Regions from separate parts of the Homo sapiens genome. Here region 2 is linked to region 1. Evidence: chromatin loops called from intact Hi-C (ENCODE). Cell type or tissue: CD4-positive, alpha-beta T cell. All regions are shown on one strand. Links, peaks and the distances in the headings refer to the core of each region. The heading gives the core; the rest is flanking DNA.

Region 1 (4,390 bases), core at 118-4,117:
GCCACGCTGCTGCCAGCTCCAGCACCTCCTAATGAAGTGTTTCATGGGTCCTGCATGAAGGTCAGCAGGCAGTGACAGAGGGGGTGCCAGGCTTCTTCCCTCCTCCTCTGCAGCATTCCAGTCATAGCTTGGACTCTTTCCCGTCAGTCTTTGCCTCCTACCCGCCTCCTCCATTCTCCTCCACACCTTTGCCCAGGACCTCTACGCTGCTATAAAGACATCAGCAGCCCCCGTAGCTCACAGGGTGCTGCTTCGAGCCATGCCAGCCCGCTGCTGATGTGACACAGCTAGCAATTACTGAGTTCTTCCCACGGGCCAGACACTGGTTCTATCTACTTAGCACAGAGAGGCCTAGTCACTTGCCTGGGGTCACATAGCTAGAAAGTAGCAGTCCAACCTTGAACCCTGGCAGTCAGGCTCTGGAGCCTATGTACCCAGCCCCTACCATTTGCACCGGGAGCTCTCACCACATGTTCCCATTGGGCCCTAAGCTCTTCCTTTTGTTGCCTTTCATTTCCTTCTCTCCTTGTTCCTGGCCCTACCACTTCAAACTTGCTTTCCCTCCTCTCCTAGCATCACATCCAATGACAGCAGCTCCTGCCTGGCATTGGAGCCATTCAGATCTCCTGTGTCTCTGGGCCTAGGTTCAGGTCAGTGTCCTGTCTGTTTCTGGTGCCTTCCTCGGGGTCCTGATACCTGCCCTTTCTGATACACGTGCAATCCAATAGATGACAATGTTTGCCAAGCCTGAGTCTGTGCCAGCACCTTGCTGAGCACTTCACAGCCCGTGAGACTCCCCCAAGCAGCTTTTATGGAAGAGGGGATCCAGACTCAGGGACATTGGCTTAAAGAGGTTGTAGCCAGTCCCCAGGGGCCACTGACTCCAGACCCAGGTGCATATCACAGTGCCAAGGGGCCTTTCTGTGCTTACAGAAATGAATCAGTTGGCATAGTGAATTTCAAATCAGTGCTTAAACTGATGGCCCTTTTTGTGGTTCAGGAAATTTGTGACAGGGTGATCCAAGAGCACCACTCATCTGGCACCCTCTGTCACTCAAAAAACCCCTGACACACACTCACATGCTCATGTGAGTCGACTGTTTCCTCCTGGCTGTGTTTGTACCAGTGTGCCTGTGAGTATTGATCAGGGTTCAGGGGCATCCTCCACAACCCAGAGAATGAATGCCCTGTGTAAATCCCCCTTTCTATGGGGAGATGTGAGTGAGTGAGTGGTGAATGAGCGAATATTCTGCTTCCTGATTGCTGCCTCTCTGAGCAAGGTGTCTGCCCCCTCCTAACCACCCCAGCATTTCTGGAAACCCTTGAGAACATTCCACTTGGGAGCTGCTAAATGTTAATGAGGGATCAGGTCAAGAGGGGCCCCCTTGACCTTTGCCCTTGGGCTTTGCCACCCTGCCGTTTTAGGAGGGTGATTTATTGAAGTGAAGGTAGAGGGAGTGGGTGGAAAGGAAATCACCCTTTAAAATTTATGACCATTTTCTCTGACATTAACGTGCAAGCCTCTGGCCGTGCAATTAGAGGTTGTTAGGCAGCTACAATGGGAAATTAATTCTGTAGGCTCCCTTGCCTGGTTGTGGGCAGCACTGCTCCAGGGCAGGTGGAAAGTAGGCTTGTTTCACTGGCCTGGCCGGAAGGTTGTAGTGTTCTCCTGAGAAGGGAATGTGAGCTGGTTTAGGTGTGTTGGGGCAGGGCGGGGCTCGGCTGGGGGGTGGGAGAGAGACACTGAATCAGTGCATGAGTGACCAGCTAGGACTGAGCCCAAAGACCTGAGATTCCCTGGGAGGCTGTGGGGTCTGCCACCCAGCAGATCTGTGTCACGGGAGTGGCGCTGTCACTCGTTGAGGTGGTGGCCTGGTTCCTTTGGCCTTAGGGAAGGACAAACTTCAACTCTGAGCCTTGATTGAGTGACCTTGGCCAAGTTACCTAGCTTTTCTGAGCCTCACTTTCTTGGCAATTAGATGAACCAGAGGTTTATTTCACTCAGTAAGTAATCTTTTCTCTTCCTTCGTCTTGGAGGTTTTGAAGCTTCTAATCTCCCATGGGTTTTGTACTTTTTCTTACTCGGGATGTTTGTTTCTCTTTGTCTTTAAAAAAATTATTTTTCCTCCTTTTTAATTTTTATGTTTAAAATATCTTCTATTCATTAACCTTCATGGAGCTTGTCTGTGTGCAACTTCATCTGAGAGCGCTCAGGCTTCCCTCTCTCCTCTGCCCAATGCAGTGCTTTGCATACTGTAGGAGCTGCATAAATGCCACTGGCTTATGGGCATCTGCAGTTCTGAGAGTGAGGGCTGGGGGCTGGTCTTAGGAGGGCAGCTCTCAGGCTACAAATGGGGGCTTGCACCAGCGTACTGGCTGAGGACTGCCTGCCTTTGAGCTAGGTCTTACCCATCCACGACAAAAATGAGAGAACAGTACAAGGTGGAGAGTTTGTCATAAGCTTAATTTATTCAATTTAGAGTCTTGTTCTTTATTCTAGACAATGCCACCACCTACTGTTTTGCTGTTTAAATGTACCTAATTTTAGGAAATCATAATTTTGGATCACGGCAGCTTTTCTTATTAAAATTTTACTTGTAGAAATAAAAAGGTGGCACCTCTGTCATTTACCCCTCAATATTTTATATTTGACTCTTCTGTGAAATCCAAAAATGTAGCAACTGCTGAACCCCACAATGTCTGATCTATAGCAGGCATTTCAGAGCCTCCAGGACTTGATTAGATATTGTTACACAGTGGTGATATGAGAACACACACCTGTCCATCGTTGAGATTTTGTTTTATGTATATTCCTATAGCTGTGCAGGTAAAACATGCCATTTAGCAGTGCTACTATGGCACAACTGCAGGGGGCACCATGTAGAGACCGTAGTTGGATGTGGCCTGGAGTTGTGTGTCAGTGGCCATCCCTCTTAGATTGACGATGCCCAGGCTCACTGGTTTTCAAACTTTGTTTTGCAACAGAACTCTGCTGGAAATGTATGTTTGTTTGTTTGTTTGTTTGTTTCGAGACCGAGTCTTGCTCTGTCGACCAGGCTGGATTGCAGTGGCCCAATCTCAGCTCACTGCAACCTCCACCTCCTGGGTGAAGGTAATTCCCAAGAAGCTGGAATTACAGGCGTGCACCACCACGCCCGGCTAATTTTTGAAAAGAGATGGGGTTTCTCCATGTTGGCCAGCCTGGTCTCAAATTCCTGACCTAAAGTGATCAGGTCACTGATCACTCCTCCCAAGGAGCTGGAATTACAGGCATGAGCCACCACACCCAGCCCTTTGCTGGAAATCTTAAGGGGAGTTCCCCTATTGATCAGACAGAGCAGAACTGCTCTGCCCGAGTGGGCGTGGGGCCCAGGGCCCAGCCGTTTGACCTCGTTCTGCCTCCCTTTCTCTCCTAAAAGCATCTCCCTTGACCTTCTGTCCTTGTAATTAATTCAGGTCTCCACAGAGCACACTGAAAACCTCAGGTCTAGTCTCATTTCCATTTTATAGAAATTGATGGTAAAAGACACATAGCATAAAACGTAGCATCTTACCCATTTGTAAGTGTGCAGCCTAGTAGTGTTAAGGACACTCCCAGTGTTGTGCAATCTCCAGAATGTTTCGTGTTGCAAAACCGAAACTGCACTCATTAAACAACTCCCCATTCCCCCTCCCCTCAGCCCTTGGCAACCACCAGTGTGCTTCCTTCTGTCTCTGTGAGTCTTGCTATCCTAGTTACCTCCTGGAAGTGGAACCCTACAGTATCTGTCCTTTTGTGACTGGTTTACTTCACTTAGTATCATGTCCTCAAGGTTCATCCAAGTTGTAGCCTGTGTCAGAATTTCCTTCCTTTTTAAGGCAGAATCATATTTCATTGTAGGTGTAAACCATATTTTGTTTATCCATTCATCTGCTATGGACACTAGGATTGCTTGCACCTATGGCTGCTGTGAATTAATGCTGCTATGAACCATAGGTGTGCAAAATGTCTTTTGAGTTCCTGCTTTTAATTCTCTTGCTTACACCCAGAAATGGAAATGCTGGATTATATGGTAATTCCATGTTTAATTTTTCGAGGAACCGCCATACTGTTTTTCATACCCAGTGCATAATTTTCATGTCTCATTGTTGATAAAATAGAGGTGACTAGGAGGCTCCAGGAAGAAGCCAGAGCCCCAGAGGACACAGAATGGCCTGGGAATGTATTCCCTCCATCTGTGCTAGGTCATGATTTGGGCATCGCTGGCTTCCTCTCCCCAGAGGCCAGCTCTTGCTGGATTCCAATGACCTGGTTCCCTCTTTGTGCCTCTTCAGGGCTACCCTCTGGTGACTGCCTCCCATGTTGCTTGTCTTGGGTGCCTTAGCATCCCTCGGTGGGTCCCTTGGCTCT
Region 2 (4,390 bases), core at 184-4,183, 92 kb before region 1:
CAATAAGGATACAGTCCTATTGGATTGGAGCCATATGAGCTTGTTTCACCTTGGTTACCTCTTTAAAGGCCCTGTCTCCAAATACAGTCACATTCTGAGGTGGTAGGGGTTGAGTTTGAAACATACGAATTTTGGGGGAGATACAGTTCCGCCCATAACAGGTCATCAAAGGTTGGACAGACTTCTTGTTCTGTTTGTTCACTCCTCACTCCTCAACCCTCCTACTTGCTGTAGTATGGGAGAGGCGTATGCCTGGAGGAATGGCAAGGAGGCAGCGTAAGGAAGCTAGGGTGCAGGAAACAAATGTATCCCGAGCAGAGGTTTTGTATCTTTCTCCCATGGGTATATGATGTCTCTATAACCCATTCTCTTAATTTAGGTTTTCTTTCTCTGTAGTGGCAGTCTACACCCTGGAGATTTTTTTTCCATGACCTCCTTGTATGTTCTCCAGAAACTCTTCTTTCACTTTGATCAGTCCAAGGGTTAATGGACTGACTGCACCATGCCCACTTGAGGTACACAGGCCTGGCACCCACTACCCCTCAGGAGGGCAGACAGCTGTGACCACTTTCTGCTGAGCTTGGAACTCACGATACTCTTGACATATAATCACTATCCCTCATGCTTCCTTTGTGGAAATGCTGTTGGGCCTTCAACTGGTTTCCAGTGCTGGCTCATGTCATTTGCCTACCATAGCATAACCCACTCTCCAAATATCAAGGTTTGTGTGCATTTTTCAGAGACCAGGAGCAAAGGTGGGAAAACCCTCCTCCGAGAGAGAGGACGAAAGACATTGTGTCCAGGAAAGGGGCTCGTGGGGACAATTTTTGCTGCAAGAAGGGTGTGTGTGTAGTTGCACAGAGGATGCAGAGGAGGTCCCTGGGGGGAATGCCTGGAAGGAACTTTTCTATAAACATTGACTCCTTCTGAACATTGACACCTTCTGGATCTCTTCTGTCCTAATCAGAGGTATTAAGCTTCTTGGCACGAGGCCTGGTGGTCACTGAGAACAAATGATCCTTTATTTTTATTATTATTGTTATTATTATTTTGAGACGGACTCTCGCTCTGTTGCCCAGGCTGGAGTGCAATGGCACGATCTCGGCTCACCGCAACCTCTGCCTCCCAGGCTCAAGCGATTCTCCTGCCTCAGCCTCCTGAGTAGCTGGGATTACAGGTGCTCACCACCATGCCCGGCTAATTTTTGTATTTTTTAGTAGAGACTGGTTTTTCCCATGTTGGCCAGGCTGGTCTTGACCTCCTGACCTCAGGTGATCCAACTGCCTTGACCTCCCAAAGTGCTGGGATTACAGGCATGAGCCACTGCACCTGGCCGATCCTTTATTTTTATAGTAAAACACTTTCTATACCCTTAAGAAGCTAACAGTCTATGTGGATAAACAAATTCTATTTATATGCATATCAACAGAAGCAGCAAATGATGATCTCCCCAAATGTACTAATATTGGGAAATGTTTATTATCTCTATTCTTTCTCCTTTACCTCAAAACTCATTTTCCATAAATATAACAGATTCCTAAAACCCTGGTTTTCTCATATCAATTCTTTCTATTTCCATTAATGGTCTTCTTTCTTTCTTCTGTTTCTCCAGTTGAATTCACCATTTTTTAGAAGTATATCTACATTGATGTTTATCATTTTCACTTCTTTGCTGAGCTTTAGGGCACATTCAAATTAAGAGATATAATTCACAATATGAAACTATGAATATAGTAAGTAGCAAACGGAGGCTATTTGGTAGAAAGGCATATGGACCAGGCTAATTGGAAAATGGGGGTGGGGAGAGAAAAACTCTGAGAAAAAGAAAATAAGCTTCAACTCAGCCCAAATATTAGTTTCAAGCCAAATAAGTTGGCCTAGCCCCAATTCTATCCTTGGTTGGACACAACATAGGATTGGTGCATTTTCAGAAAAAAAAAAAAAAAATTCACAGGGTGAGAATCTAAGCATCCATTTTCCATCCCAGTGACAATCAGAAATCATTCTTTGCATTTATTCTTCAACTTTGTATTTGCCTGTGAACAAAACTGAAGCTGGCAAAAGATGCTTCACGTGAATTACTTGAACAACAATTTCTCATTGTGTTGAATTACACTGAGGCTGCTTGCTGGGAAATCTTTCACAGTCCAGTAACAGAGGAAGATATTGTCGTTTTTTCCCACGACCATATAGTTAACCCACTTCTCTCCTACCAAAATGAATAGACAGTCCTCTCTAAAATGAGGGAGGAAAGCTCTTCAAATCCTGATCACTAAGCATTTACCTATAGCTTATCAATATCTTACGAACCAAAAGCCAGTTTATCTTCTCATGTCACCCCACTTTCTTTTTTGCTTCCCCACATCAGATTTTAAGATTACTTGGCTTCTCAATGTTTAGAATACCTCTAGTAGCCAACAAAGTAAGGAATCACGGAACCACAGCCTTAGCTAGCAATATTTTCATCTTGAAAAGTCATCTAGTCCAGAAAGTAGTTGAGAGGCTAAAATAATCATAAAGGTTCTAGAGTCATTCATAATACCAACCTCTTCCTAAATTCACCATCCACCACTAGAGGGAGAGATGAATGAAAAAGGCCCTAGCATGGAAGTGGAGGTTACAGCATTTCTCCAAGGCAACATTTAAGGAAGCCCAGTTGAGGCCTTTAATGGGGTTTAAGTTGTCGGCTTTCCTGCTCACATGAGTGTTAACCGTCTATTTCAGAGGCTTGTTGGAGGGGGCACTGCAGTTCATGGAAGGGTTAAACCCCCTCTACCTCCCTTTCTTTCTCCTCCCTGCTCCCGTGTCAGGAGTTGGTTCCTTCCTGTGGGTTCGTGGTCTCGCTGACTTCAAGAATGAAGCTGCGGACCTTTGCGGTGAGTGTTACAGCTCTTAAAGGTGGCACGGACCCAAAGAGTGAGTAGCAGCAAGATTTATTGTGAAGAGCAAAAGAACAAAGCTTCCACAGCGTGGGGGGGGGGGGGGGTGGGGCAGCTTTTGTTCCCTTATTTGTCCCCACTCATGTCCTGCTGATTGGTCCATTTTTCAGAGTGCTGATTGGTCCATTTTACAAACCTCTAGCTAGCTACAGAGCACCGATTGGTGCGTTTTTACAGAGCACTGATTGGTGCATTTTACAAACCTCTAGCTAGCTACAGAGTGCTGATTGGTGCATTTTACAATGCTCTTGTGAGACAGAAAAGTTCTCCAAGTCCCCATCCGACCCAGGAAGTCCAGCTGGCTTCACCTCTCACTCCCACCAATTTGGGGTGGCAAATGTAGACTCAATTCCTGCCACTTGCTGGCGGTGAGCTCCCAAAATCCACCTACTGTTGTTTCTTTTGAGAAAAAAAAGGGGCTAATAAGACCAGCTCTCCCTGTTGTAAGCTTCAGCTGAGATACAGGACATAGAAGTACTTCATAAGCATTAACGTGCTGTACAGATACAAGGATGTTTACTATTTTTCTGCTGCTTCCTCTATCTGCATACGGGGCTAGGGGAATGCCAAGCAGAAGCACTTGGTGCTCATAAACCCACCTTATCATCCCTGGAGCCCTGATCTACAAGTAAATAAAGGATGAGCAAAGAAGGAAGGGAGTTGAACTTGTTAAATTCCTTCTTTCTGACTGTTGTGAGGCCGCAGCCTGATTTCCCTGAGGCTGACTTTGATGATTCTTTAGGCTTCAGGCACCAGGATTACTTTCATGGCTGCTTACCATTAATTATAGGAAGAATCCACAACCCTAATCCGAAATCCTTTATCTGACAGCAAAAGTGTGTGATTTCTCTAAAGACAGCTAATTTTTTAATCTAAAATAAATGGTTAAGCTGAAAGAAGGCTGTGCCCTTCTCAGTCTGTACATGAGGCATTGTGGCATAGAACAAAAAGGGCTGGCCGGGCGTGGTGGCTCATGCCTGTAATCCCAGCACTTTGGGAGGCTGAGGCAGGTGGATCACCTGAGATCAGAGTTCGAGACCAGCCTGACCAACATTAAGAAACCCCGTCTCTATTAAAAATACAAAATTAGCCGGGTGTGGTGGCACGTCTGTAATTCCAGCTACTCCAGAGGCTGAGGCAGGAGAATCACTGAAACCCGGGAGGTGGAGGTTGCCATGGGCCGAGATCGCACCATTGCACTCCAGCCTGGGCAACAAGAGCGAAACTCCATCTCAAACAAACAAACAAACAAAAAAGAACAAAAAGGGCTGGACATGGATGCAAGTTTTGTTCCTTTCCAGCTTTATAAAAGAGGAACAACATAAGTCCCAGCCTCCCCATCAGATGAACCACACTGCGTGATAAACGAGATAATATGTATGTAGTTATAAAGAACCTGGGCTATGATGGCAGACAACCTGGTTTTCAAAGACTTGCCCTGCCACTTACTA

The links. Hi-C counts contacts between places; a loop is a spot of excess contacts. Peaks named below come from ENCODE experiments on the same cell type or tissue, not always from the same donor. Only the 100,000 strongest peaks of a DNase experiment are listed, where the experiment ranks them.
Region 2: a loop joins it to region 1, with 7 times the contacts of the local background. A loop is called at or near these places in 54 of 110 quality-filtered maps.

The regions. Positions count from the first base shown.
Region 1 is chr15:91,939,573-91,943,962 of GRCh38, forward strand. The region is part of intron 2 of SLCO3A1 (solute carrier organic anion transporter family member 3A1); the gene reads left to right. Among named protein-coding and RNA genes, the nearest start is that of SLCO3A1, 88 kb to the left of the region's middle. In CD4-positive, alpha-beta T cell, for the core only: a CTCF peak has its summit at 2,456; DNase peaks (open chromatin) are centred at 1,079, 2,479, 3,309 and 3,649; H3K27ac peaks cover 445 bases.
Region 2 is chr15:91,847,286-91,851,675 of GRCh38, forward strand. No RefSeq gene overlaps it. Among named protein-coding and RNA genes, the nearest start is that of SLCO3A1, 4.2 kb to the right of the region's middle. In CD4-positive, alpha-beta T cell, for the core only: CTCF peaks have their summits at 2,555 (motif pointing right) and 2,758; DNase peaks (open chromatin) are centred at 2,596 and 3,096.